2 separate regions of the Homo sapiens genome follow, and region 2 is linked to region 1. Evidence: read pairs that join two places in POLR2A ChIA-PET (ENCODE). Cell type or tissue: Panc1. All regions are shown on one strand. Each heading gives the region's core, and the rest is flanking DNA. Links, peaks and the distances in the headings are about the cores only. Region 1 overlaps LOC124901752 (a long non-coding RNA gene). Region 2 overlaps CREB3L2 (cAMP responsive element binding protein 3 like 2).

Region 1 (15,665 bases), core at 3,286-11,285:
TGACTCCTTAGCCCTAAAAAGGACACAACATAATGTCATGTCTAGCCTTAATTCTCTTGAATGGTTAAAATCCTTTGCAAGCTCAACAGTGACTGCTCTAGACTCCTGGAAAAAGCAATAGCAATCACCTTGTGCTAACTCAGTAGCTAAGGCTTTGCTCTTTCACATTGACAGCCTAGGTTCAACTCCTGCCTTTGGAAGTAAGTCCTTTCTGGTTGATAGTTACGGGACTTACCATTTGTTGATTCTTTTCCACCTCCATGGACAGCTTCTGGTTTCCTGTCTTGAATTTTCTTTTCTCTGAGCTACCCTACAGAGAATTCTAGATCTTGTGAAAACTGTTTGCCATCTCTTTGGAGATACCTCATACATCCATGCTTAAGCTGTAACCTTAATTAAAGCTTATTGGTTTCACTTGGGAGAATATCTTTGGAAAACAAAAAACAAAAAACAAAAGCCTAAAGGCCAGAGGTGTCAGCTGTTTTTCCCACCTAGAATCTGGTAATAAGGGATTTTAAAAGATTTTTGTTTTTTGTTTTTTTTTAGAAAAAAAAGCTCTATCATTAAAAGTCAGCCTAACTAAATGCTGATATGTATTATATACATATTATATAAGTATATATAATATACAATCATATAATATAACATATATAATTTTTATATATTTTTATATAATAATTTATATATGATAGATATATACATATATTCAGTCAACTGAACTCTGTCTGTCTTCATGCTACCCTCAATGCTCACATGAGAGGGCCTAAGGTAATTTCTGATAGGCTGGGACTCCTTGGGAGAAACAGAGGAGGCACTGCGGACACCGTTTCAGGAGAAGCCTCTGTTTTCCTCATGGAACTCCAAGAATTGTGAGTAGAAAGATCCCTATCAAAATCTAAGGCTCTGTTCCGTTTTGCATTGTGTTACCTGAGCTTTTTGACTTTTAGGGGCATCAGAAATTACTCTGCATTACAGTAGAACTTTCAGCCTTGGTGTGTAATAGCTAGGTAACAAATATATTTTTAGGGATGGCTAATGGCACTTGCTTACAGTGAGTGGGCGTTACTACAGGCTGGTATTTCTTTCTTCTCGCATTTAAACAAGAAGAAAAACATGCTCTATTGGCACCTAGAAGGCATGGAATGGGGGATGTGCCGATTATAAAATGGCCTGATTGGCTTTGGTTTGCCCGTCAGCCTCGGGAGAATGTCCTTGGAGTGAAATGCACCAGTGAAACCATTGTACTGTCTTTTCCTGTATCATTTCCTTCAATTTTGGGGGACTCAGGATTCGGTGTGAAAATGGAATCCTTGGTTTTTGGAAATCTGTTCTGCTTTCCAGTGATGCCTGTTTTTCACACGATTAAATGTTAGGCCCTAGAAACTCCACGCTTTCTCGGCCCTGTTCCTCAAAGGGCTCCACCCTGAAGCCAGTAATCCAATGAAGAAACTTAAAATCTGGCAAATGAAAAGTCTTCAAACTACCAGATCATCTTCTGTCTGTCTGTGTATTTATATGTATTGTGTATGTGAAGTTTATATAAAAGAGCTCTAATTATTTGACTTAAAGAAAAACAAGTGCTTAAATCAAATATTTTGTCAGTAGAATAGGCAATTTAATGCCTTTTAGTTCACATGACTTTAGTAATCTTTGGTAAATAAATATAGTTTTCAAGATTATTGGTAAAATAAAAGATGTCTTCAAAATTTATACATTTGGTCTAAATTAGGCAGGTCAGATACTGTCTGCTAGATGCTTTAATGTCATAAACTGCTTCTATGACAATTTTTTTTTCTTTTGTGACAGAGTTTCACTCTTGTTGCCCAGGATAGAGTGCAATGGTGTGATCTTGGCTCACCACAGCCTCCACCTCCCGGCTTCAAGTGAATCTCCTGCCTCAGCCTCCCAAGTAGCTGGGATTACAGGCATGCACCACCACGCTCGGCTAATTTTGTAGTTTTAGTGGAGACAGGGTTTCTCCATCTTGGTCACGCTGGTCTCGAACTCTGACCTCAGGTGATCTGCTTGCCTCAGTCTCCCAAAGTGCTGGGATTACAGGCGTGAGCCACCACGCCCGGCCGACATTTTTGATAATCATTTGACTTGTCCGCTTTACAGCTAACAGATTTTAGATAGGATTTAGGCTGGGAAGAGTCAGACACTGTCTGCAGCTCTGTCTTACTCCTGAGCTCTACAATCCCGTACGCAGTTACTTACTTACTTACTTACCAGGTCTTTTGCCAAAAATAAAAGTTGCAAAGAGTTAACACTGTGACATGTACTTGAAACTACTAGAGAAACAGTTTAACACACAAGGTCTATAAGGAAAGTAGAGCGTACTTTTGGTAAGAGGTTATAAGAAGGCATGGAAGTATGGCCTTTGTTAAAGGGAATATTTAGGGGTTTTTTCGGTTTTATTTTTCTTGAGACAGGATCTCGCTTTGTTACCCAGGCTGGAGTGCAGTGGCATGATCATGGCTCACTGCAGTCTCGACCTCCCTGGCTCAAGCCATCCTCCAACTTCAGCTCCATGTGCAACTAGGACTACAGACGTGTGCCACCACATCTGGCTAATTTTTTAAAATTTTTTTGTAGAGATGAGGTCTCCCTATGTTGCCCAGGCTTGTCTCGAACTCCTAGCCTCAAGCAATCCTCCCACCTTGGCCTCCCAAATTGCTGGGATTACAGTTGTGAGCCACTGTACCCGGCCAATGTAATTTTGTCTAATTCAGAAGGTTTTAAGGATTGTCCTAACCTAAAAGAATAACGGGAGAAAACTGAAGGTTTAAACAAGCTGTAAATTGTGAAAGATTGATCTTGTAAAGGAAGTTCTGTGAGTATGAGCAAGTTGGCTAAAATTTGAAGGATATTTTTCAATTCGTCTGTAAATTCAGTATTAAAATAAAGCCACACCTAATTCAGAGCCAGAATCTGGGCCCATGTGTCTGGATAACAGGGTATTCTTGGAGCATTGATTTTTTCTTTAACAAAATATTGTAAAGGCTTATAAAAGGTTTATGGGAATTTTACCTTATGGTCAACTAATTAAAATTGGATAGATTTCTTTATAAGGTTTAATGAAGCTTTTTTTTTTTTTTTTTGACAGGGTCTCCCTCTGTCACCCAGGCTGCAGTGCAATGGTACAATCTTGGATCACTGCAATCTCCACCTCCTGAGCTCAAGCAATCCTCCCACCTCAGCCTCCCGAGTACCTGGAACTAAAGGCACAAAACACCATGCCCACCTAATTTTCGTATTTTTTGGTGGAGATGGGACTTCACCATGTTTGCCCAGGCTGGTCTCAAACTCCTGAGCTCAAGAAATCCACCCACCTCAATCTCCCAAACTGCTGGGATTACAGACATGAGCCACCACACTGGGCCTCCTTTTTTTTGGCTTTGAGACAGGGTCTCCCTATGTTGCCTAGGCTAAGTGAAATGGTGAAATCACAGCTCACTGCAACTTCAACCACCCAGGCTTAGGTGATCCTCCCACCTCAGCCTCCCAGGTAGCTGGGACCACAGGCATGCACCACTATCCTTGGCTAGTTTTTTTGTATTTTTTGTGTTTCATCATGTTGCCCAGGCTGGTCTCAAACTCCTGGGCTCAAGCAATCCGCACCTCAGCCTCCCAAAGTGCTGGGATTACAGGTGTGAGCCACCACCCCTGGGCCTTTTATTAAGAATAGTACACTAATGCAAAGATGCAATTTGGCTTTCTCTTTTGAACAAGATTTTCATGTAATTACTAAAAGATAATGAAAGGTTTTTTTTGTTTGTTTGTTTGTTTGTTTTTGGTTTTGCCTTTTAAATAAACAATCAAAAAAAAAAAGAGAAGGGAGAGAGAGAAAAGTCAGATTCGGGTTGGCCTCATGCTGTCTTTATTGGGTCTTGTGTGGAAAGTTGAGTTTTACCCTCTGTCAACAAGCAACATTTTTGCTTTTTAAAAATTTCTGAGCTGCCACCACAGCTACCGCAGCCTCTGGGAGCCTAGAAAAGGGGAATGAGAACAGTGAATGACTCAGTCCCCTGATGGCAGTGGTGGTGGTTGTGGCCAGGGAGACATGATGATGAGGTGGGGGCGCTGCTGCTGCGAGGAGCAGGCAATGATGTGGTGGGGGTGGGGGTGGGGCCGGGGCGGGGTGTTGGGGGGTGGCACAGGAATAAAAAGAAAAAGAATCACCAAAAACAGGGAAAAGTGGAAAAAGTTTAAAAGGACAAGACACAGTAAGATCAGAGCAAACTTCCTTCAGGAAAAATAGCCTTGTTGCTGTCCCATCTACAGTATCTGCTAAAATTAATGTACCAATCTCTCAGCCCATAGCCAAGAAAGACAAACAGCAAAATTCGTCAAGGTTTAGCACAAGCAATAATAAAGAACTTCAAACACTACCATCTTTAAATGATGTTCCTCCTGCTGATCAAGAGACACTTTTTATTTGGAAGTTACATCAGTGTTGTGTCCTCTTCCACTTTGTTTCTGATCCATGAAATGACTTAAAGTGGAAGGAAGAACAATGAGCTACTTTAAGTGAAATGGAAGAATTTATCACCCATCATTGGAATAGGATCACAGAGCCTGTTTACCCAGAAGTAGTCCATATGTTTGAAGTTGACATGTTTCAAACATTACCACCTTCTATCGTCCAGGAGCTGAATCTGGCCCAGAGAAAAACAAACCAATGTTAGAAGCAACTTGGCCCCATTTACAGCTCGTTTATGAATTTTTCTTCAGATTTTTAGAGGCCGGGCACGGTGGCTCACACCTGTAATCCCAGCACTTTGGGAGGCCAACGCGGGTGGATCACAAGGTCAGGAGATTGAGACCATCCTGGCTAACACGGTGAAACCCCGTCTCTACTAAAAATACAAAAAATTAGCCGGGCGTGGTGGCGGGCACCTGTAGTCCCAGCTACTCAGGAGGCTGAGGCAGGAGAACGGCGTGAACCCGGGTGGCGGAGCTTGCAGTGAGCCGAGATCACACCACTGCACTCCAGCCTGGGTGACAGAGCGAGACTCCATCTCAAAAAAAAAAAAAAAAAGATTTTTAGAGTTTCCAGATTTCCAACCTAATACAGCAAAGAAATATATTGATCAGAAGTTTGTATTGCAGCTTTTAGAGTGCTTTGACAGTGAAGATCCTCAGGGAAGTTTTTTGTTGTTGTTTAGTTTTTTGTTTGTTTGTTTTGAGACCGAGTTTTGCTCTCTCACCCAGGCTGGAGTGCAGTGGCACAATTATAGTTCACTGACTGCAACCTCCGCTTCCCAGGTTCAAGCAATTCTCCCACCTCAGCCTCCTGAGTAACTGGGACTACAGGCACGTGCCACCACACCTGGCTAATTTTAGTATTTTTTTTACAGAGACAGGGTTTCACCATGTTGCTCAGGCTGGTCTTGAACACTTGGCCTCAAGTGATCTACCCACCTCACTCTCCCAAAGTGCTGAGATTACAGGTGTAAGCCACGTGCCTGGCCTGGGAGAGAGCTTTTTCTAAAATCAGCCTTTGCAGAATCTATGGGAAATTCTTGGGCTTGAGAGCTTATATCAGAAAACAGATACATAATATATTTTATAGGTTTATTTATGAAACAGAGCATCATGATGACATAGCAGAGTTACTAGATATATTGGGAAATATGATTAATGGATTTGTTTTACCACTAAAAGAAGAGCACAGATTTTCTTAGTCAAGGTGCTATACCTTTGCACAAAGTGAAATCTCTGAGAGTCTACCATCCCCAGCTGGCATATTGTGTAGTACAGTTTTTAGAAAAGGATAGCACCCTCACTGCATCAATGGTGATGGCACTTCTCAAATATGGGCCAAAGACTTACAGTCCAAAAGAAGTAATTTTCTTAAACAAATTAGAAGAAATTTTAGATATAATTGAACCATTGGAATTTGGAAGATCATGGAACCTCTCTTCTGGCAGCTAGCCAAATGTGTCTCCAGCTCACACTTCCAGGTGGCAGAGCAAGCGCTCTATTACCGGAATAATGAATACATTATGAGCTTAATCAGTAACAGCGCAGCAAAGATTCTGCTGATCATGTTTCCATGCTTGTACTGCAATTCAAAGACCCATTGGAACAAGACAATACATGGCTTGATATCCAACACACTGAAGCTCTTCATGCAGATGAACCAAAAGCTATTTAATGACTGTACCTAACTGTTCAAAGCAGAGAAACTGAAAGAGAAGCTAAAAATGAAAGAACAGGAAGAAGCATTGGTTAAAATAGAAAATCTAACCAAAGCCAATCACCAGGTACTAAAAAAGAGAGTAACATGAAAATGTCCAGGGTGTTACTTGAATGTTTTCATAAGATAGGAATATATCTTCATCCTGAGAAGGAGGGATATCATTGGCTAAATAAATGACATATAGTGACCTGGGATTCTATTTTGTAATAGTAAGTGTTTAAACCTTTGATATTTGACAAACTTTCCAAAGTCAACTTCTAAATTAAGCTTTTTCTTTGATCTGGCTAACTCTTTTAGATATTAGGTACCCTAAAGTCCAAAAGAGACATATTTGGCTTATTTGGCATACTAAAACCATACAAAAAATATTGCCAAATATAAAATGGTGTTTAAACTTTCTTTGGGTCATATTCATATAAATATATTATTAGCATGTGTTCCAAAATTGTATAGGATTCCCATAATTCTGATATGTCCTATAATTCTGATATGTCTATATATTATCAGTAACAATTATAATTGTTATGTTAAATTGTTTTGTGCCATAAGGTGATCAGACTTTAACCACAGCTGTTCTGAGACTTTAGCCCCTCACTCGGCCTGGGCAGCCCCTCCCCTGACCCTGCCACGAGCAACCCCCTTGCTCCAGTACTCTTCAGGCCCCGGTGGCCTGGTGTTCATTTTGCAGGCCTGAGTGGCGGTGAGCAGAGTTATTTGTTAGGCTAGGGGAGAGAGGTGGCAATCCCCAAAGGAAAGGGAGCCTCAAACCCCTCTGTATGCAGTTGCCAATTGTTATTTCACTCTGATTCTTTTCATAGGCAGTTTTATAATCAGCTATAGGACTCTGAGAGTTGCCCTGGAATTTAAGTTTCTGATAACTTTGAAAATTGTGACATTAGAATAGAGGGAAAAACTTCCAAGACTGCCATAGAGAGTTAATGTGTTCATAAATGTCAAGCAGGACAGGAGTTAATTACATAGACTGAACTAATGGAAGACCAAAATAGTCTTTTTACAACTTTTTGTTTGAAACATTGCTAATTCTTTTGTTTCACAGAGTTCAGAAAACCTTTTGTCTTTTGTACTGTTTGCAGCTTTTAGCAACTGGGTAAATTACATTCTTGAGAGTAAAATTTAGAGCGTATTTCTTTCTGTCTACCTGGTTTCCTCAGAATTTGAAAACTATTTGTAAGTGTACTTAATTTATGGCAGTATAGTTGTTTGCACAAGTTCAATAAGAATCTTTTTTCTTTTGTAACAAGACACCATTGGAGACCCTGGTGATTTTACCAAGGCTTTGACTAGAGTGGCATACTTTCAGGTATAAACAGACTGCTTTAAGTAATCACAGTTGACTTATAGAGCCAATAAAAGCCCCTTGGGAAAACTGGCCTCATACCTTGTCTACACAGTCCTTGTATAGAGTTCCTCACCTGTGGTAAGTAAAGAATGTCACCTGACAGGTCCAGGAGCCCCAAATTACCTTGGGGCCTTAAGGAGAGGAATTCCCCCAACTCATATAAGTATTTGCAGGTACAGATAAATCCATGACTGGGCTCAAGTCTTTAAAAATCTAATCTGAGATTCCTTATGGAATAAAGGAATCAAACACTACCAGCAAAGTCAATTTTAGAAAGAGTCTATGTGGCAAGTAATAATTCTTGCTATACTTTATGCAAATATTCAGGCCACAGATGATAAGACTGAAATTTATTATGCAAATAAATTGGTTCTACAATGACTTGTCTTTAGTAAAAATAACTAGAGAGAAAAAAATATGTTTTAGAAAAAAAACATAGCACACCTGTTGTTAGAGTCTAGTTGTGTTCACTGTTTGTTTGTGAGTTTTTATTTTCTGCAATTTGGACTGAATCCTGAATTCCATCCAGGCTTCAAGTCCCAAATTATTGCTTGAAAATTTTTCTGACTTGGAATCAATGAAATTACTACTACATTATTCCTTGTAATATAGATGAGAAAGACATGTCAGACTACCACAGCCTTCCTCTTCTGTAACTAAAGATGCTTTGAGTCTAACATCTGAATAAATTGTGCTCAGTGTTAACCTTTGTTTTTCTTCTGTCTCCATAGAAATGACTCTTATTAATAATCTGTTTGCCTTTATCACATGTAGAGGCCTAGCCCACCTGCAATGCCACCTCCTGGATGGGACACAGATATTTAACTAAACTGATCCATTCTCAAGAACTAGACAGTGCTTATGACAATGTTCATGAGTATTCATAGCTCTTCCTGTAACCTGTTAAATACATATTTAGCCAACCTGTCATTATATCCAGTTATGATGGGCAGTGGACAACCTGTATGATAATTAAGACTAACTGCTGTGTATACATCCCAGTAAATTTGGGAAATGTCTCAGATAGCCCTGCAAGATACATACCAACAAATCAAAGCTTTGTCTGACTCCACATTGTCACTAGACCAGTGATTACTGTCCTGACTCAGGTCAGTACCATCCTGGTAGCAAAAGCTGGCTGTAACATTCGCCCTGATTTCAAGGATAGGCATATCCCTCTGTTGTGGAGTTTACTGCTGCTGCACCCTCCATATGGGAATGCGAGACGGGCTTTCCCCAGAGACTTTCCGGAACTTGCACCATAATGGTCCAACGAATATCATCTGTAAAGTCCAGGTATTCATGAATATTTCCAAATCCAAACAGATCAATTCCATACCAATACCCAATAACTACACTGTCTTTCAGCAGGAAGTAGCCAGAATAAATACAGTACCCCAATTTCACAGAGATGGAAGGGAACTTGGTAGTGGGGAATTGTAACCAAGTACTCCCATTTTCCTAAGAAATAGTTTATTTGTTTTCTTTCTCTCCTTTTCTTTTTCCTCCTTTCCCCACTTTTTACTTAGTCCTTTAGAAATGCAGATTTCTAAATTTTAATAGCCTTTTACCTCCCCTTCACCAGACATTCCCTACAGGGCAAATTCACCTAACTATATGCTTAGGAGCTCCAGGAAGGAAATCTCACCCACCAGGAGGTTGCCTCGAGAGATAACAGTCAATTTACAACCCAAACTATGCCTGCCCATGGAGACACCAGCAGTCACCAGCTCGATCACCTGGTAGATATGGCACTAAGCTAACATGCCAACCCCTCACCTGCTCACTTCCTCCCACCCCTTGTGCCATTAATGCTAAGCCCCCTTTAATAGTGCTTGCTTTCTGATCCAAAAGAAAAGTGGTACCCTCAGGCAGGAAGCGTTATAACTTCTTCCCCTAAGCTAGCTTCAGAATAAAATATCACTTTCTTTATACCAGACCTCACTCTTATTCAATGGACTCTGTTGGCAGTGAGCAGCTGAGCCTCCACTTTGGTTATAAGACTACAGGGCATGCCACCATGCCCAGCTAATTTTTAAATTCTTTTGGTAGAGGTGGGGTCTCACTATGTTGCCCAGGGTGGTCTCAAACACCTGGCTTCATGTGATTCTCCCACCTTGACTTTCCAAAGTGCTGGGATTACAGATGTGAGCCACTGGGCTCTGCCTGTATTTTGGCTTTTTAACTTAACTTATTTCCTATGTAGATAACTGGTTTTCGGTAAGGAAAGGGCCAGGAAAGCATGCAGCTTTAATATTTAAATATGCAACAAGTAGGCAAAGCTGGAAGGCAGAACACAGATGCCCCAAAATCAAGGATCCCATTTTACATTGAATCTTGGGTCCCCAAAAAGAGGGGGATACAGTGGAATGTGACAGTGCAATGCTTTTACAATACACTCCACTGCAGGGACATTCTCCCAAGATTGGTGGACAGCTCAACACTGATCAGCCCACTGTGTGATCAGGCCATCCCCCATGGGAGTCTTATCCCTTATTGGGGAGTGGGGGTATTTACGTAGCTTTTAAATACCCAAAAGCACATTTTCCCCCTCCAAATGTGCCACAAAATAAGTAGCACCTTGGAGTAATAACCATTCACTATAAGTAACTACCACTAGCCATCTCTAAGAGTGTATCTCTTACTTAACTATTACATACACCAAGGTTATTTTTGCGCAATGCAAAGTAATTTCTGGTACCCCAAAAAGCCAAAAAGACCACATAACACAATACAGAAAGAACAGTTTTAGATCTGAGAGGACTATGTCCATTTACAACTTGGGATTCCCAGAGGAAAAAAAAGCAGGTGCTCCCAAAAAGGAGTCTGTGGCACCTTTTTCTGTTTTTCTTAAGGGTTCTCGGGCTGTTAGAATTTACAATATATGAAGAATAGGGTGAAATAAAACTAACTTGAAGAACAATTTTTAAGAAAAGGAAGTGAACATAGAAACCAAACACATGAGTTCTTTAAAAAGGTTTCAGTCATCTGAAAAAAAAAAATTCCCAAAAATAGAATAAAAAAAAAGGGAAGAAAAGTATAAGGCCTTTTAAATACACACACACACACACACACACACACACACACACACACGTATATATATATGTGTATATATTTATAGAGAGAGAGAGAGACAGAGAGAGAACACTTGAATATCAGCTTTTAATTAAGCTGATTTTTAGCCACAGAGCTCTTTAAAAAAACAATTCTTTCAAGTCTCCTGTTACCAGATTTTACCCAGGACAACAGCCGATATTTTTGGCTTTTGAGTTTCTTTACCAAAGGTATCTTTCTAAGGGTCTCAATCAAAATTATGACTTAATCATGGGTGCACGAGTTATCTCCAAAGAGGTGGCAAACAATTTTTACACGATCCAGAATCACCCTAGAGATAGCTCAGAGAAAGGAAAACACAGGACGAGAAATCGGAAACTGTCCATGGAAGGAAAAAGGATCAATAAATGGCAATTCCCTGGCTGGGTATTGAACCCACGCAGCATTAGTCAAATGGGAGAGACTTAGCTACTGTACTACGGCATGGGGTGGTGCATTAGCCTGTATTTGCATTGCTATAAAGAAATACCTGAGGCTGGGTAATTTATAAAGAAAAGAGGTTTGATTGGCTCATGGCTCTGCGGGCTTTAAAGGAAGCATGGTGCTGGCATCTACTTCCGGTGAGGCCTCAGGACACTTACAATGATGATAGAAGGTGATAGGGAGCCAGCATGTCACATGCCAAGAGTGAGTGAGAGAGAGAGAGAGAAAGAAGAGAGATCCTAGACTCTTTTAAACAACCAGAACTTGCATGAACTAAGAACTCACTTATCACCAAGGGAATGGTGTTCAACTCTTCATGGGGGATCTGCTCCTATAATCCAATCACCCTCCCTCCGCCCAGGTCCCACCTCCAACTTTGAGAATCACATTCAGCGTGAGATTTGGAGAGGACAAACATCCAAACCACATCAGGTGCTCTCCACTGATCTTCCCGGAGGGAATGTAGAGCAGGCAGTTTTGAACTTGCAAAAGATTTTAACTTTCAGGTCAAAACTTTTTTTTTTCACTCTTTTTAATTTTATCAAGAGAATTTCTAAGGCTAGCCATGATACTAGCCTATGTCCTTTTAAAATTTTTGATTTTCCCATTAATTATTTAGAATAAGAAATGTATAAAATCTTTTTTATTTTCAGTGGTGTACTTAGTTCCAATAGTAACTCAATGCAAAAGCCTCTTGAAAGCCCAGGTGGTAACTTTCCAGGTTTTTTTCTACATAAGCAAGAGGTATTCCTGGGGAGGGCGTCGAGGAAGCAATCCCCATGATCATTAAAAACTTACTCTCAGAAATAGACTTAAAGTAACAAAAGACAATGTGAAAGGAGAATAAATACTTGGGGCCCTAATTCATTATGCCAAAAGAAAAAAATTATCCTGAAAGCTGAGTCATGTAAGATGTTGCCTTGCCTTTTGTTCCTAAGCAGATAGCTGCAGATAAAAGGTTAATCATCTCCTCAGGCAGCTACTCTATGTTCACCTTATCTTATGTAAAGTGCTGATTTACTGATCATGAGATAAATACATAATTGTATACATAAATTGAATGCATAAATTCCCCTGCCTGCTGCTTTTCTCTTGCAACATGTGGATTACCATACCCTCCCTCTTTCCCCTCCAGCCCACTTTTCCCCTTTAAAAACTGAAGCCCTCAAAATCACAGCTAGAGAAAGGCACAGACCACAGACTGTTTCTGTGATTCCATGTTTATTTCTTCCAAGGATGTCCTTAACCTTGGCAAAATAAACTTCTAAATTGATTGAGACCTGTCTCAGATACTTTTTGGTTTACACAACAGAAGCCCCATAGAGACGGGACCTTTTAAGACAAAACTCCCCTAAGAGCTTGACACCCTTGAGATGAAGAGTGTGCTGCTTAAAATATTACATCTTGGACTCCCTGTCCTTTCAGACTGGTCCCCTGATATGAACCCAAAAATTCATGCCCTCTTCCTGGACACAGTGTAATGCCTGTAATCCCAGCACTTTGGGAGGCTGAGGCAGGATCCAGTCACCTCCCATCAGGCCCCACCTCCAACATTGAGCCCAGGAGTTCGAGACCAGCCTGGGCAACATAATGAGATACCATCTCTACACAAAATCAAAAAAAATTAGCCAGGCATTGTGGCACGTGCCCATAATCCAAATTACTTGGGGAGCTGAGGTGGAAGGATCACTTGAGCCGATGAGGTCAAAGCTTTGGTGAGTCATGATCACACCACTGCACTCCAGCCTGGATGACAGAATGAGATCTTGTGTCAAAAATAAAAGTTAAAATTTAAAAAAAAATCATGCAGTCCGGATGGCAGAGACCAAGAGAGGGTACCCCCATCTAGTCACAAGATCAAGCTCTCAAGGCCATAAAACAAGATGAGAGGGGACTCTCATCTGATTTTTATTTCTGGGACCTACAGCAAAGTTTGTCTTTACAGATGACAACATAGAACTGTGAAAACTGATGAGTCTGCAGGCTCTTGAACAGTGGGTTTAAAGGGGTTCTAGGCTCATGTTCTCCCCTACGGTACCCCTCTTTATGACGGAACAACCCAGAAAGAAAAAGACAAAGGAAAAGAGCAACAAAAAAAGCTATTTCTGCGAGGGAAGTGGGTCAAACAGTATGAATATTCATACCACATGTACACCAGAGTCACTACAACCCAAGGCTTGTCACACAAATTCTTTTTTCCCATTGATCAAAACCATGTAGAGGAGACAACCAGTGATTTTTACCATCTCATCGGCTGGAGTGCACAGAGGGAGAGAGGCCCCCTGGCTGGTAAGAAATTCTTACCCCTTTGCTTCCGGGTTCCGGGTAAAGGAATCCTTTGCCCAGGTTCCTGGTTTCTCTTCAATGCAGCTTCCAGGACAGAAGCATAGCTTTGACCATCCTGCTCACACTGCCATGTTGTGGGGGCTATGGCCATTCACCCACTAAAGGTTCATTGAAAAATCACTGGCATGAAGCAGACTGATTAAGAGGAGAAAAGACATAAAAATTAATTCAATGTGTCTACATAGGAGCCTTCAGAATGAAGACCCAACTTCCCAGTGAGTAATAGAAACTTTTTGAGTTATAGAAACTTATATACTGTCTTGAAGTTATACAAAGAATGGGGGCTTGTACCCTGGTAACATAGATTATGGGAGCAGGTAGAAGAGGAATTCCACTGAGGGGCGATAAATAATTGATAGGGAGAATGATTGGATTGGGGAGCAGAGATCAACTTGCAAATCATTTTCTTTGGAATTTAAATGATCCTTGGAGACAGTCTTTATACCGTCTTCTCAGGTATGGTCACATCTGGGTCTTTTCTGCAATAGATAATGAGATAACGGAGCGGAAGAAAGAACTGTCCTCCTTGCTGGATCCGGATCCTAGGCAGATAAAGGAACGTCAGCTTCTTTGGGAGAGGCAGTGGAGGACAGGGGAAGGTCAAAGAGACCTTGAGGCTTTTTCAGTTCAGCAAGTCAAAATGCCATACTTGGAGGTATTGGTTTCTGAGCCCCAAACAGCTTTATATTTTTACTTTTCACATTTAAATATATGATCTGTGAAAGGAAAGTAGAAAGTTGGGATCCCAACTCACTCTGCCAAAAGAAAAAAAAATTAACCTGAAAACTGAGTCATGCAAGAAGCTACTTTCCATTTTGTTACTAAGCAGCAAGCTACAGATAAGTTAAAAATCTCCACAAGTAGCTATTCTGTGGTCACCTTATGGTATAGTGAGCACAGGATGAATACATAATTGACTATTCCCCTACCTACTTTTTTTCTCTTACAACATGTGGATTCAGTAATGTGACCATATCCTCCCTCTGTCTCCTCCAGCCTGCTTTTCCCCTTTAAGTACTGAAGCCCTCAAAATCATCTTTGGAGAAAGAAACAGGCCTGTCTCCCAGGCACACATCCTTCACTTTGGCAAAATAAAGTTCTAATCAATTGAGACCTCTCTTGAATACTTTTTGGTTTATAAATTGGCAACCCAGGTAAGGGACTCTGAGTGGAGGTGTCCCTTACCTTTGACAAATCTCCTATTGGTGCTTGGTACCAGCGTGAACGAATATCTTTATTGCTCAAACCAACAGGACATTTTGCTGAGGTCTGGGAGCTACTCCCCTCCACAGAATCCTTGATCTCCCCAAATTTGGTTGCGATTTAAGGTTTATTTTGCTGTACAACTCCTTTTTCTGGAGTTTTATTCACTTCCAACAAGAAGGCCAGCTTTTTTGCTTCCATGACGATGGAGAGCAGCCAACTCATTCCTGGAGCTTCAGCTCACTTCCAACAGGGAAGGAATGTTTGAGATTTTTCCTGCTTCTAAGATGGTAGAGCGCAGTCTTCAGCCTGGGCCCCATTCCTAGATAAGTAGCTGAATTTGGGTTTTGTCTTGGAAATTCTCCTTAATGACTAAAGTTAACATTAACAACCAGCTGATCTTAATTTTTCCTTACCATTAGAGTATTCAGTTATTGTATAAATTATGCAATTGTTTGTTTTGCTAACTGTTTTTTGTTTCTGTTTTTGTTGTTGTTTTGATCTTTTTCCTTCGGGTTTGACCAACTCTACCCAACTTGATCAAGTCTGAAAAAAAGTTCCAAATTATGCGGAACAAAGCCTCTGAATTAGCTAAATTCCCATAGCCGGGGGGGAAAAAAAACGGCCAGCAAAAAAAGAAAGAGTTTTACTACTTGAGGGACTGCATTTGCATAACTAGGCCACCTTTTGCTAGCCAAGCCAAACTGATAGAGCAATGACTTCACATTGTAATCAGTAGCTAAGATTCCACCCTGTTTTTCACCATGACAGCCTGGGTTGGTTCCTAAATCAGGTTATCTCTGGCTTGACATTTCTGTTACTTTTGAAATATCAGTAGTTTGTCCCAGCTAAAAAATGGTATTGAGATTTAAAAGGATTTTTTAAGAGCTCAAAGGTTAAAAGTCTGCTTAATTAAAAGCTAATATCCAAGATGTAAATGTGTCTCTGTGTGCATTTTCATATTTATATATTACCTATATAATATGTAATTCATATTTATATATTATCTATAAT
Region 2 (15,665 bases), core at 4,836-12,835, 57 kb before region 1:
CTGTGAAGACAGGGAGCCCAATCAATGATTTCTCAAACATTCTACAAACCAGGGTAAAAGAAAGCATGATGAGAATCAAAGTATAATAACCGAATTAAATTATCCGAAGTAAACTGCATCCTTTGCCATCCGGCGAGGAAAGTACGTGCAATATTTAGAAAATGTAAGGTAATGTAATTACTGGTTCACCAGTACAACAGAAAGTTGAGTGATAAAATACTTATTTACCTCAGTAACTTTTCACTTTCACTCTCTTCCCTTTATTTTTCAGAGGTCTACTTTCCATGTTCCCATTCCCTAGTTTTTAGAATTCTCATGGCTTCATGTCTCCATTGTACTCCTCTAGCAAAAACAGAAGCAGCAGTAGCTTCCACTAATGGAGGCACTTTACTAGGTGCTTTTAACATCTAGTAAAAAATATATAATTCTCATTATATAGTGAATTATCATAACCAACCCATTAGATAAGTAATAATTAGACCCATTTTATAGGGCAGTAAACCAAGGCTCAGAGAGGTTAAGTAACTTGCCAAGAACATGTGGTTTGCATGTGCTGGAGCTAGAATTTAAACCACCATCTGTCTGGTTACATAGCTCATGAATTTTCCATTATCTAACACTGCCTCTGAGGAGTAAGTGCTAAGTTCGTAACATAGACTTTCCATAAGAATGCAAGCTTAAAATACAGTGACTATAAGTAAATGCAGAATAAATACATATGTGTGTGTTTATACATACACACATGCACACACACACAGGGGGGTGGGGAGAGAGAAAATAAAAGAAAGAAGTAATTGTGAAAACTCAAATTCCGTCAAAAGAGAATATTAGTGATTTTGTCCAAAGCCTTTCCAAGGCTTAGAGAGAGAATCAGGAATATATAACAGTTAGGGTCAGTGGGATATTAGCCTGGAAGTATCTAATAAAAGACAACATTGGATCAATTACCTCTGGCTCTAAAGCACATACCTGGAAAGACATCCACAGGGGAACCATCTGAAATTCAATTAATTAACTGTGCATATTTTGAACAGTTTTGCCATAGTACAACTACTACAGAAGCACGTGTTTTATTTCATTTAAATTAACAAATAAACATAATCTTATTTACCAATTATTTTAAACTTAAAACTAAATTATTTCTTTTTTTTTTTTTTTTTTTTTGAGACAGAGTTTCACTCTTGTTGCCCAGGCTGGAGTGCAATGGCACGATCTCAGCTCACTGCAACCTCCACCTCCCAGGTTCAAGTGATTCTCCTACCTCAGCCTCCCGAGTAGCTGAGATTAGAGGTGTGTGCCACCACACCCGGCTAATTTTAGCAGAGACGGGGTTTCACTATGTTGGCCAGGCTGGTCTCAAACTCCTGACCTCAGGCGATCCAGCCACCTTGGCCTCCCAAGAATTATTTCTTTCACTCAGAAAGAAATGTGGGCTTAAAAAACCAATCTATTATTTTAGGAAGAAGCCTACATTGTTAAATGTTTATATTCTGCATTAAATTTACTTCCTTCCTCCAAATTATAAACTGGGGGGTGGGGGGTGGGGGACATGAGAACATTAAAATTTTTCATTTGTCCTCAATTTTCTCAATGTAAATGAATTTGCTCAGTGTCCTTGCAGTCAAGCCAGCATATAATTAAGTGGCAGTTTGGAGGAAAGTACGTATGTCTCTGAATTGAAATTGGGGAAGGAACATCATGGGGGCCCTCCCCCTGCACAGTCAAAGCACAGGCTGAGTCAGGCTTTCTCTCCTTGAGTCAGTTGTTGCTCCCCACACCCAGGCAACCCAAACCTGGAAGAATCTCAGGCTTTCTCCTACTTCAGCCTCTCAGGCAGAGGCCCTTTATCCCACCTTTGCCATCACAGGATACAGACAGAATGCGTCTTCTGTGGATCCAACCTCTAGGCCTCAACTCTTCCTGTCATTTTGGGGGTCCCTCCCCTGTGGCATCTCTTGTCCTCCCCTCCCCATTTCTATGCCAGACAGTCCTCTATCTTTCTCTCAGGTACCTGTGGTCCCTAGGAAACAAAAGCTTTCCTTTTCCCACCCGGGGGGCACACCTCACAAGACTCTGATGGTCACCTTGGTCACTCCGCTCTAAGCTCTGCCCTTGGCAATTCTTCCATTCATCCTTTGCTGCTTCTTGAAAGATCTCTAGCCTACCCCAGGCCTTTCCTCCATGATCTCATGACCCATGCCCTCTTCATGCCCAATGCTCAGTCTCTCCGTGGCAGGCCCCCTCACTTTTCTGAACCATGGGAACTTCTAGGAAGTTCTTCTAGGAACTCACACTGCTCCCCTGTGTCTCCATGAACCCAGCCTCCACTTCCTCTCCTAGCATCCCCTGCACCTCCACGCGCCTGCTCTGCTCTTCCCCATCTGCGACCCCACCGAAGTCAGGACCAATGTCAGGAAACACTTGTAGAACAAGGGGGAAGACTCACTGAATGTTCACGTTGAAATGGACCCTGGTGGTTTTTAAGCGCAAATCCAGGGACACTAAACTCATGAAGCAGCACAGACCATTGCTTGGGCGACTTGAATTCTAAAGCTGCCATACACTGAACTAAAAGCTGTCTCTTGGTACCTTTCACTAGATGGCCATGGCTCTGACTTTGGAACTGTTCCCTTAAAGCATTGGAAGGCTGTCATCAAGAAGGATCCTGAGTGTGTATTCCCAGATCTTGTCCCTCCTCTACTCAAATCCTGAATCTCATCAGGATGAACAAAGGGTTTCTAGGCCCCCTTTCTCTGCCTTCTCACCTTGAGCTTCTTCCCGCACCATCCTCCTTCCCCTTCCCTGAGGGATCTCTGCTACAGGCACACTTGCCTCTCCCAGCTCCAGCATACACCCTGGGGAACCACTTTTGCCAGCCATCTGGGCTGATTGCACCTTCACTGCCCCCAGACTCAAATATCACAACATCAGGCAGGACTCCCCACCACCCTGTGTAAGCCAGTCAGAGCCTCCCACCCCCCACCAGCATTCTCTTACCCCATCGTGGTTTATTGTTCTCCATAACATGAATCGCCCCCTAAGAAATTACATGTATGTTTGCTTCCGATCTCCTGCACTACACATGAGTTCCATGGGGGCCGAACGTTTGTCTACTTGATTCACTGCTACAACAGCACCCAGAACACAGTACCTGGCACAAAGTGGGTGCAGTGCTCTGTATGTATATATCAATAAATGAATTCCCACTCCCTTCCATCCTCGCACTCATCCCCCAGCACACACAAACCTCTTTGCTTTCTCTCTGCATTCACTGGTCTGCATATCCAGCTTTCCTAAACAGCAAGGTGATTTTGGATACTGATCTGACATCTGACATCCCAGCAGTCCCTCTCAGCTTTGGGGCCCTTGGATCTTCATGAAGATGTCTCCCTCCTTCTTCATCTCACTCAACCAGCCCCCCTCCTTCACGTTCCTTCTGGATCCCAAGCCTGCAACGCCTGGAAAGTCTAGATAAGGGTTATGGTCTATGTCATCCTCAGATATGCTGATAAAAAGGCTGAGCAAACAGAGCTCATTTAAAGATCCCCCTCTCCGGAGGCTCTAAGCCAGAATTTACCTGCTCTTCAGGACCTCTTAGCAAGTCCCTGTTCCCACTTAGTCAGCACTGCTTTCTTCCTATTCACAAAGGATCTCTTTAATAACCAGCTCCACCAGTTTTCCAGGTATTAATGTCAAGCTTTTCCCTTTTCAAAAACCAGTACGGTATTCACTTCTTTCTAGTTTTCAGGCACCTCGTACTTGACTTTGTTAGTCCTTAAACTGATTTCTAATTCACGCCATTTTGTATTTATCCTAAGGTAAACATCAATCTTTCTAGCTTCTGGATACATTATTTTAAATTCTGAGCAAAATGTCTCTAGTCACTCTCTGGTATCATGATCCACCCCTCCCATCTTTGTTTTTATTGTTCATTTTTACTGGATTAAATTTAAATGTTTTTCTAACTTCCTCCTTCACGAACTGTATTTATATTAGAGTCTCTGGCCATGGAGCTTACCTAATTTTCCCCCAGGATCTTTTGAAATCTTGAAATCCTCTTCCCTAAATTGCCGAAGCAGGGATAATTATGTCCAGGGATAATTATGTCAAGCCAAACTTGATTTGTTTTTATAAGTTTAAAAATAGTTATTGCCTTTTTTATTTTGGTGTTTTTTTTTAAACAACTTATTTTGTTCAATGTTAGGATAGTATTTGACATATCTGTTGAAGAAAGAAAGAAAAAATAGAAATGAACAAATGATGACAACACCAAAGTAAGAATGTATCACAATCTGTTTTCAGCTGAAATAAATTCCTAGAAGATCCTTTATCCCTTTTAAGATGGCCATGTTAAAGAAACACTTGCGGCCAGGCGCGGTGGCTCACGCCTGTAATCCCAGCACTTTGGGAGGTCGTGGCGGGCGGATCACCTGAGGTCAGGAGTTCGTAGACCAGCCTGGCCAACATGGTGAAACCCTGTCTCTACTAAAAATACAAAAATTAGCCAGGCGTGGTGGCAGGCACCTGCAATCCCAGCTACTTGGGAGGCTGAGGCAGGAGAATCACTTGAACCCAGGAGATGGAGGTTGCAATGAGCCAAGATCATGTCATCGCACTCCAGCCTAGGGGACACGAGCGAGACTTCCTCTCAAAACAAACAAAACAAAGCAAAACAAACAAACAAACAAACAAACCCTTGCTTAACCCACTAGCATGTCTCTGGCTCCCAAAACACTTGTCACTACCAAATCAATCATGTGTTTCGACAGGGGAATGTTTTCCTCCGTGTTTAGCCTTTTGAGCACTCAGCATCTAGACTAAAGCACCCAAGGCTATTGACCCATCAAATACAAAAATGTTAAGCCATCTAGAAAAACCAGATCATTCAGTTAAAGGCTTTCTTTGTGCCTCCTGCACTCCCACAAAGATGGGGAGGGAACAAGCATGATATGCAAGGTAATCAATATTGAACAATCCAATATTGAAAACAAACGGACTGCTTTCAAATTCTTTAAATTCTACCATTCTTTTCAAATTATAGAGAGTCATAATCCAGTAGTGATATGGTTTGGCTTTGTTCCCACCCAAATCTCACCTTGAATTGAGCTCCCATAATTCCCACATGTTGTGGGAGGGACCTGGAAGGAGATAATTGAATGATGGAGGCGGTTTCACCCATACTGTTCTCATGGTAGTGAATACATCTCATGAGATCTGATGGTTTTATAAGGGGAAACCTCTTTTGCTTGGCTCTCAATTATCTCGTCTGCCACCACGTAAGACGTGCCTTTTGCCTTCCGCCAACCACGTGGAATTGTGAGTCCATGAAACCTCTTTTTCTTTATAAATTACCCAGACTCAGGTATGTCTTTATCAGCAGCGTAAGAACAGACTAATACAAGTAGTGACCAAACTCTAGTTCTACTACAGAGATTGTCCAACCGGGGAAACAAAATAGATAAAGAAACTGCCCATAAGGTAACATTCTAAATTCAACTATCTCTAAAGCCAGAGTTAGATCAAGGGACAGGATAGTGCTCAAACTGTTGCCAACTCCAGTAATTACTGCTTCCTCAGATTACTTACGATTTTTCTATAAACAGAAATTTAGTCTGTCTCCTTCTGTCTTTCCAACACGCAGTATCAACACACATGCGCACAAATATATTTACACTCGTTGAGGAAAACATGGCCAAAAAGACAGAAACGTGAACTTTTGCTAGTTTAAGCATTCCATTTTTTCCCTTAGGATAATTAAATCGAATCAATGACAAAAGCCCCTTGATTGTGAGGCTTTGCAATCTACATCTGAAATATCAGAATATTGTTAATATTAAAATGTTAATAGAACACACAGGTGAGTAGACCAATGCTATTGGTTCTTCTGGAATACTTCCTTAAGTTATTTTACAAAGAACCCTGGTCTCAGGAAGCACTGATTAAAGTTTCAAGGAAGTGACACAGCCCATGTTATAAGCAAGGACATAGAAAGCCCTAGGTTCTCCAGCCAAACACTGCAACTATCTGCAAAGCTCTCTCTTCTACGGTAAAGAGAGTTGACCAGGGTAACGTCCACTCAAAATCCCACTCCACTTAAAACTATGGGATTCTATGCCTGAGGAGGAGCAAAACAAAGTGCTATTATTTATGTCAAAATGGGCAACTGGGAGAAACACCTACTGAATCTAGCCTCCTCCTCTAGGGCAGGAATGCTTAAACCTGAGGGTGTATCACAATCACCTGGAGAGTTTATTAAAACACAATGGGTGCATCTCACCCTAGAGTTTCTAATTCAGTAGGTCTGCAGTGGGGCCCAAGAATATGTCTTTCTACCAAGTTCTCGTATGCTTTGCTGGTCCATAAAGCACACTCTGAGAACCACTGGTCTTCCAAAGAAGGAATCTGATGTTCACTGATGGCATCAAGGACTTAGGTGAACAGAAGTTGGGAGGGGCATCAAGACAGAGGAGCCAAAGAAGATACAGATCAGAGACAGGAAGTGCAAACATGTGAAAAGTTATGAAATTCCTCCAGAGAGTGGAAAAATAAGGGCTAGTTGCATCTTCTTAAATTATATCCCACTATGTCTTACTGCATAATTTGTAAAATAGATTATATGTTACTTGCTTACATACTTTAAAAAATTATGTCCAATAAGTTTGGATGGTAATGTGATGCACTTTCAGAAAGCAGGTTAAAAAAAGCAAATTCAGTCAACAAAGAAAACTGTTAATACATTGGTGCTCCCTCCAGTGGCTCAGGGAGAAGGAGGAGCACTATCCTTGATATGGAATTGGAATATTTAAGAAGTGTATGTTGATCCTAGCCACGACTCAGATAGAAGGAAAGCTCAGAATAAGTTAATCTTTTGGATAAAAGAAGAAGATTACCTCACTTTTGACTACAGACAGCTCAATTTGGAGATTTTACAAAGAACAGGAAATAACATATTTTGCCTCATGTTCATGCCTCTCAAATAAAAATAATAAGGAAATTTTAAAAAGAAAAATCGTAGGTAGAAAGGAAGGACCTATGCCATATGAGAGTTCATCAAAGCTCCCCTGCAGTGGCTTACTGACAAGCTGCTAGAACTGTGCTTCTGAATCCTTGTCTCTGCCTCCATATAATACGCAGGAGCCGCATACTCCTCAAGGTAACACTCTCATTACACATGGATTCTCAAGTGTCTGGGAATGAGGGCATGGAAGGAGGGTGTTATGAACTGAAAGTGTGTCCCCCTAAAATTCATATATTGAATCCCTAACCCCCAATGTGATAGTATTTGGAGATGGGGCCTCTGGGAGGTTTACATGACGTCATGAGGTGGGGTTCCCATGATGGGATTAGTGCCCTTATAAGAACAGCCCAGAAAGCTTGCTCTCTCTCCCCTTCTTCTCTCTCTCTCAGTCTTCTCTCTTTCTCCCTTCCTCTCCTTCCCACTCCTCTTTGCCCTGTGAGGACACAGAAAGAAGGCAGCTGTCTGCAAGTCAGGAAGCGGGCGCTCACCAGAGCTCAACTATGCTGGCACACTGATCTCAGACTTTCAGTCTCCAGAGCTGTAAGAAATAAACGTCTGCTGTTTAAGCCACCCAGTCTATGGTACTTTGTTAAGGTGGCCTGAGCAGACCAAGGCAAAAGGTGAGTGAATCTCCATCAGCCTAGCAGTTTGGACTCTGAGCTCATTATCGGGACATCATTATCTACCTAGAGACAATTTACCTAACTTTGGGCCAAGGACTCAGGAAGAAAAGAGCCTCTGGAATGTTATCATGGTCACCACACTACTAGCGGATGTAAAAGGAGAACAAACACTAGGCTTAGCTTGAGTCCCAGCCCTCCTCCCACAGTCACTCCCCCAACCCTAGCTTCTCCCTAATGCTAACCCAAAACAAGAGATACTCCGGATGACTCAGCCGCAAGTGCCCTTGCTATTGATTTGAACCTGATCAGACAGTTTGGTTCTGGCTCTTCGATTCTCTCCCAGACACCAAGCCCCATGTCTCTGAACTGGAGTGTTCCTGTGGCCCCTGCTCCCGATCGCTGGAAACTGACTCACAAGTTTCCCTCCCAGGAACAGGAAGCCTGCCCTGCACTGCATTCCTAAGATCCTTCTAACCACTGGCAGCTCAGCCTCATGTTGGCCACCTGCATGAACTTCCAACCATCACCTCCCCTCACTGTGATGCCCCATCCACTTCCTGGGACACCATGTAAATACCTAACAGCCACTGTTGACTGAGCACCACCGTGTGCCAGGATCTCTGCTTTAATACGCATTATCCCTAATCCTCAACACAATGCTGCAAGGTAGGTTATACTCTTCCCATTTGTGGTTGAAGCACACAAGACTTAGGGAGTTAAATAACCTTCCCAAGATCACACAGCCAGTCAGTAAAAGCTTGCTATTTTCACCTTTCTTTCTGACTTTAAAGTCTATTTTCTTTCCAATACAACACAGCGTCGTTTCTACCCCATTTTGGCACACCCCATCCCTTCCTTGTCCTCCACAGCTGATGTTGCCCTGGACTGGAGCTAGCTACTCTTTTTTTTTTTTTTAATTATACTTTAAGTCCTAGGGTACATGTGCACAACGTGCAGGTTTGTTACATAGGTATACATGTGCCATGTGGGTTTGCTGCACCCATTAAGTTGTCATTTACATTAGGTATTTCTCCCAACGCTATCCATCCCCCAGCCCCAGACTCCCCAACAGGCCCCAGTATGTGATGTTCCCCTCCCTTTGTCCATGTGTTCTCAACGTTCAACTCCCACTTACGAGTGAGAACATGCAGCGTGTGGTTTTCTGTCCTTGTGATATTTTACTGAGAATGATGGTTTCTAGCTTCATGCATGTCCCTGCAAAGGACATGAACCCATCCTTCTTTAAGGCTGCATAGTATTCCATGGTGTATATGTGCCACATTTTCTTAATCCAGTCTATCATTGATGGACATTTGGGTTGGTTCCAAGTCTTTGCTACTGTGAATAGTGGAGCTGGCCACTCTTGTATCCTCTCAGCCTCACACTGTTTCAAGCCAGCTGAACCTCCTCCAATGGGGGGTACAGCTGGATCAGTCCCCAGTATACCATCAGCTCAGGCCCGCCACCAACTCTCTATCCCAACTCATAAATGAATCCAATTTGGTGGCTCCCACCTTCAACCCCATTGATTTACAACTTCCAATTACAGCACATAAGAACAAGTCTTGTGTGTGTCCTAGGGGGTTGGAGAAAAGAAGGAAGAAAGTGAGAAGGGGCAAAAAGAAAATGAGGAAGAAAGAAACGAAGGAGAAGAATAGGGTCAAGGAAAAAAGTGGATCAGAGGAGAGAGAAGGAACGAAGAAGACGTGGCGCCCCATAAAACAGCATGTGTCAAGTGAGGACACTGTGGGGCTGCTTAGTCAGGAAGGGCAGAGAGCTCAAATCTGGAACTCCAGCAAGATCCCTGGTCTCCTAGTTAAGCCAAAGAAAACTGTTCCCAGTCTGAGAAGAGAATGTGCATGATGATATCAAGATTACAAATCATAAAAGCTAAGTTTCCTTTTTGATAAATTGGATCAGAAAAAGAGGTGGCTATAAAGGACATTTTGGGGACAACTAGGGCAATTTGAACATGAATGCCTTAGATAATAGCAGTGTATTAATGTAAAATTTTTTTGAGCATTATGATCTTCTTTTTTTTTTTTTTTTTTTTTTTTGAGACAGAGTCTCATGCCGTCGCCCAGGCTGGAGTGCAATGGCACGAACTCGGCTCACTGCAAGCTTCGCCTCCCGGGTTCATGCCATTCTCCTGCCTCAGCCTCCCAAGTAGCTGGGACTACAGGCGCCCGCCATCACACCCGGCTAATTTTTTTTTTGTATTTTTTAGTAGAGACGGGATTTCACCATGTTAACCGGGATGGTCTCAATCTCCTGACCTCATGATCCACCTGCCTCAGCCTCCCAAAGTGCTGGGATTACAGGCGTGAGCCACCGCGTCCGGCCTATGATTTTCATTGAGGTTGTTTAGCAGAATTTTTTTTTTTCAAAGATACCAGCTAAAGTATTTAGAGATGAAATGTCATAATGTCTCAACTAACTTTCAAGGGTCATCAAACACACACACACACACACACACACACACACACAACATACACATACGCAGAAAGACAGAAAAATAAGTTAATATGGTAAAATATTAGCAACTGATGGATTTAGTCAAATGATATATGTCTTGACTGTATTATTTTTACAACCTTTCTCAGGTTTGAACTTTTTCAAAATAAAAAAGAAAAGAAATTATGAAATAGGCACAACCTAAGAAACAAATGTTTTCCAGATGCCCAGGGTATTTTAATTTGCATAATAAGTTCTTCCAGATGACTTGAAAGCACTGTTATGGGGGGGTTAGAAGATCATCCAGCTCTGGAGTCAGGCTGCCTACACTGGAATACCATCTAAAGAGCAAGTTTCTTAACCTCTTCAAGCCGCAGTCTCCTCATCTGTAAAATGGTGCCCAAAACAGTATTGAATACAAAGGGTTGATTATGAGAGTTAAATGTAATAAGTCACAGGAGTTATTATTATTATTGATATAAGAAAAGACAGGATGTATAGTACTATCCTCACTTAAACTGCCCAAATAGAATTCCAAAGAATAAGCTGACCATTTTGTTTTAGAACTTTCTTTTTCTTTCTTCCTCTTACATAAAACACAGAGAAGCAATTTCAGAAAGATGGCATGTGCCAAAAACCACAGATATTGGAATCAATCCAGACATCGTATCTTTTAACGAGAGAATGGGGTGACATTTCTCCACCAAATAAAGTTCCTTATAAACTAAGTTTCCTAACTTTACGTTCAGGGTGAATCACTTGCAATGAAGAAACAGCAACTGTAAGAAGGAAAAATGGGTCTTCTTCGATAAGCCGGACAGTTCACAGAAGGGGGTGGGTGGGGTGGGCAGGATCCAGGTGGGAAACCTAATCTTCAAAACAGATTCCTTCTTTTGGCCAGAAAAGCTCAGGTCAAGGAACTGAAGAGCTGGCTTCTTCCTTCCTCACAGTAACTGCCTTGATGACTGGCAGTGTGGCCCAGACAGAGCACATTCCATAGGGCTGGACAGCAGGCGTGGGGCCAGCAACCGTTAAACACACTTTTGTATCCTCCACTAAAAAGAATGTCTGGAACCAACAGCATGTGCCTTGTTCTAAGAACAGATTTCTCCTCCAGCTATTTCTCCAGCTTACAGAAGAAGTGTTTATGCAGTGTGCACCTACCTACACTACGGTTACTTTATAGCTGGGTGCCTCAGTGTGAGATACTTAAGAATATCCATATTTTTAAAAAGCTTGGAGAATGGCATGCTTCCAACATCAGCATGAACCTAGACCCTAAATTAAGTTAGCACACATATTAAGAGATACACACAAACTTCAAGAAAAAACAAAATCAAGTCTACACAGAGTTTAAAGGTGCCTACTTATTTCCAGAGTCAGAATTATGTTTAAAAAAAAAACTGGGGCCAGGCGTGGTGGCTCACGCCTGTAATCCCAGCACTTTGGGAGGCCAAGAAGGGCGGATCACGAGTTCAGGAGATGGAGACCATCCTGGCTAACACGGTGAAACCCCATCTCTACTAAAAATACAAAAAATTAGCCGGGTGTGGTGGCGGGCGCCTGTAGTCCCAGCTACTCGGGAGGGTGAGGCAGGAGAATGGCGTGAACCTGGGAGGCGGAGCTTGCAGTGAGCCGAGATCGCGCCATTGCACTCCAGCCTGGGCATCAGAGCGAGACTCCGTCTCAAAAAAAAAAAAAAAATTTTGGATGGGGGGAGACATTGTATGAAGGACACTAAGGCAACACTGCAGACACCGCAGAACTTGATCTTTTTGCGGCTAGGCTGTGATGTGTGAGTGCACACAAAACACCGGTCCTTACTCTCTGCAACCCGAATCCCCTGGATCTCTTTCCCCATTGTAAATAACCTTATCATAAGTTCTTACCTTAATCATTAACTTCTCTGGATGGTACAAAAAAAAAAAAGGCCAGGGTCTGTTTTCTAATGTATATTCTTGCTCTTTCCATTTTTCTAAAACTATTAATTAAACATTAAGCCAACTTATTTAAAAGAGGGAAAAATGGGAAATAACCTAAAATCCTAATAATTGGATGTCACTTAAGAACCTACAAAACATACACTCAATGAACAATACACGGCCATTAAAAAGTGATAGATAGGCTGCTCTGTCTATGGAGTAGCCATTCTTTCATTTGTTCACTTCCTTAAAAAAAAAAAAATAATGGCTAAGTATTAAAATAGGAAAATGTCCATTATTAAATACAAAAGGGCATGGCACAATAGTTATATGAATATGTTTTATTAATAGCTATGTAAAAGAAGTATTCATAAAAAAAATCTGAACTCTAACACAAGAGAAATTAACAGCAGTTTCGGGAGTGCATAATGAGCTTTTGACAGATGTCTTGGCTGGGCGCAGTGGCTCATGCCTGTAATCCCAACACTTTGGGAGGCCTGTAATCCCAGCACTTTAGGAAGCTGAGGCGGGCGGATCACAATGTCAGGAGTTCGAGACCAGCCTGGCCAACATGGTGAAACCCCGTCTCTACTAAAAATACAAAAATTAGCCGGGAGTAGGGTGCACACCTATAATCCCAGCTACTTGGGAGGCTGAGGCAGGAGAATTGCTTGAACTCAGGAGGCAGAGGTTGCAGCGAGCCAAGATCATGCCACTGCATTCCAGCCTGGGCGACAGAGCAAGACTCCATCTCAAACAAAACAAAACAAAACAAAACAGAGAGATGTCTTTTTTGCTTGTTTTTTAGTTTCTTTAATGAGGTAATACTCTTTTTGTAATGAACAATAAGAACAGTATTTTTTTCTTGATAAATAAAAGGAAGCCAGGTTTGGTGGCTCACATCTGTAATCCCAGCTACTTGGGAGGCTGAAGTGGGAGGATAGTTTGAGGCCAGGAGTTTGAGACCAGTCTGAGCAACACAGTGAGATCCCCGTCTCTACAAAAAAAAAAAAAAAAAAAAAAAAAAAAATATATATATATATATATATATATAGAGAGAGAGAGAGAGAGAGAGAGAGAGAGAGAGAAAAGAAAAAGAAAAACCTAGGATAAAGGTTGATTTCTTATTTTAAATTCCACAGTCACCTAAGGGAACTAAACTCTAAGGCACCTGTAACATTCATGAATAAATACACTGTGGATCAACCCAGGGAGCATTTTCATACCAGCAAGGCCCCAGAATGGACACCCTGGTAACAAAGTCCTCTTGTTTGGGGGAATGTCCCCAAATCCCTATATAGGAAAGAAGCTTCAGGGCCTCTATGAAAATATTTACACATGAGAGAACACAGACACACACACCCCAAATCCACATGAGAAATTGAAGAAATAGCATATCTAGTGGGTGCAGCGCACCAGCACGGCACATGTATATGTAACTAACCTGCACATTGTGCACATGTACCCTAAAACTTAAAGTGTAATAATAATGAAAAAAAAAAAAAAAGAAATAGCATATCATGAAAAACTAAAATGGTTTGAAATTCTTCAACTAACGATGACCTTAATCATAGAAGTCCCCATTCCAACTTGTTTGCCTTGTACGGAAGACTTGGGTCCCAAGGAGAATCCACACACTCCTGGTGAGGGTGTGCTAAAGTTGATCAAGTTTAACTAAATAGGTTCAGTACCGCACCAAGGAACACAGAGTTTCCCAGACAGCGGCCCACCGGCGCCTATTCTCTTTGAACACAATGGAGAGGCACATGACCCTCGGGAGCTAGAGGAAAGCTCACCTAGAGTGAGTTGGAGTCTGCTGTGCTCCTTGGTGGGAGCAAGTAGCAAAAAGGTAACAAGAGATATCCTAAAGTCAAGAAGGTAGCAGCACAGGGCCCATCCGACACAAGATCACAGTTAGTAAGCCCAGAGACTTATTATGATGGATCTGAGACACTAATGCCTAATGCCACGAGGCAAAAAAGTGAGACTGCCAAGAGGGACCCTACTAGTCAGCCATAGTTTTACAACTCAGTCTTCAAATCCTTCTCTTACACACCTCCTGGCATTGTTTAATCAATTATTCAGACAGGGCTTCTGATGAATGGCTCCCCCATTCATATTCACAGTTAAATTCTCCAATAGTTAACTATGCACGTTTTCACAAGATTTCCAACAACCTGAAAACATTTTATGAGCTGGCATTGCATGTTCTGGGGAGTATTTCCAAACCAATAACTGCTCATCATTGTCTCTGCTGAAGTGAATCTGGAACGAGCCAAGACCGAGAAATGATGGCACAGGGAACCTATCAGAGGCAGAAATATCCATATTATAAAGTTAGAAATAAAATAATGCCAAGCATCTGCTCTTTAAAAAAAAAAAATCAACCTCCTTGTGTAAAAAGAAAATGAATAAAAATACTTGTCCTACCTACCCCATTGGTTTCATTCATTGAACAAATATTCCTGAGAGCTGGGTACTGAGGTACAACGGTGATGAAAAGCAAAGAGACCCTTGCTCTATTGGAACTTACAATAATGGGAGAGAAAAGGTGAAACAATCAAAATAATGAATCAAAAACATGAAATATTATAACCCCTCTGAAATAAAGGAATACAGATCTCTAAAAGCAGGAAGAGTTTCCTTAAGGCTTGAGCACAATCTGAAGGCTAAGCACCAGGCAAAGGGAAAAGGGTGAAAAGAGTGTTCCAACCAGGACCAACCGGCATGTACAAAGGCCCCATGGCAGGAAGAAATGTATTTAAAGATCTTAAAAAGGGGAAGGGGACTCATGGATGGAGCGCAGATTGTCAGGGAAGAGATCAGATGTCAGGGAAGAAATCTTTGAAAAGATTTCTCTTAAACTTGGGGATGACACGAAAGAGAGAGAAGGGAGAACAGATATGAGAAAAGTTGTTAATAGGCTACTGCAATAGTCCTGGCAAAAGACAGGGATAGCTCAGTTCTAATGAGGTGACCAAGGAGATGGAAAGAAGTGAATGGAGTCAAGCTATTCAAGAGGGAAGAGCCACAGGACTGAGTGACAGATGGGATACAAGTTAGGAGAGAATGACATCAAGAACGGCTCCTAGGTGCCTGGCCTGCCCCAGTGAATGTTTGACTGCACCATTTGCTGGAGATAGGGAACAGGTTTGGGGTAGAGCCTGTGAAAGGTGAGGAACCTTTGAGATAGTCCAGTGGAGAGACAAGCTGGCAACTGGATAATCAGGTCTTAGAGACAGATCCAGGCTAAAGATATAAATTATGGGCCCATCATGATAGAGATGCCAACTGGAGTGTTGCCCAAGAGACAGTTACAGAATGAGAAGAAATGACATTTCAGCATCAAGCCTTGAAATACTCAGACCTTTTAGAAAGTTGCATGAATCAAGAAAGATAAGGTATATGAATATCTTTTATAAACCGTAAAGCATTATAAAAATATTAGTTACTTTAAAAGATGAAAGGGCATGGAAATTAATATTTCTCTGACATTAAAAGCTATAGATCAAACTCAACAAGGCCATCAGTTGTACAGAACTCAGGAGGAGTTTAATCCATATCAAAGCTCCAAAAGTCCAGGAGAACAGATTGAATTTGCTGTGAGCCCAAGAGGCTCTCAGAAGGGGACTTAGGGTTACTCATAAC

The links. Peaks named below come from ENCODE experiments on the same cell type or tissue, not always from the same donor. Only the 100,000 strongest peaks of a DNase experiment are listed, where the experiment ranks them.
Region 2: POLR2A ChIA-PET joins it to region 1 with 15 read pairs; 3 of 35 experiments call an interaction of 5 or more read pairs at or near these places.

What each region holds. Positions count from the first base shown.
Region 1 is chr7:138,018,081-138,033,745 of GRCh38, forward strand. It overlaps LOC124901752 (a long non-coding RNA gene), which reads left to right. Exons shown (of 3, transcript XR_007060551.1): 3 at 3,107-3,833. It also overlaps the pseudogene LOC100128052. Among named protein-coding and RNA genes, the nearest start is that of CREB3L2, 24 kb to the left of the region's middle. RefSeq lists an enhancer at 13,160-14,359. In Panc1, for the core only: no CTCF peak of the experiment used is centred there; no DNase peak of the experiment used is centred there.
Region 2 is chr7:137,959,667-137,975,331 of GRCh38, forward strand. All of the region lies in intron 1 of CREB3L2 (cAMP responsive element binding protein 3 like 2), which reads right to left. Among named protein-coding and RNA genes, the nearest start is that of CREB3L2-AS1, 14 kb to the left of the region's middle. In Panc1, for the core only: no CTCF peak of the experiment used is centred there; no DNase peak of the experiment used is centred there; H3K27ac peaks cover 1,654 bases.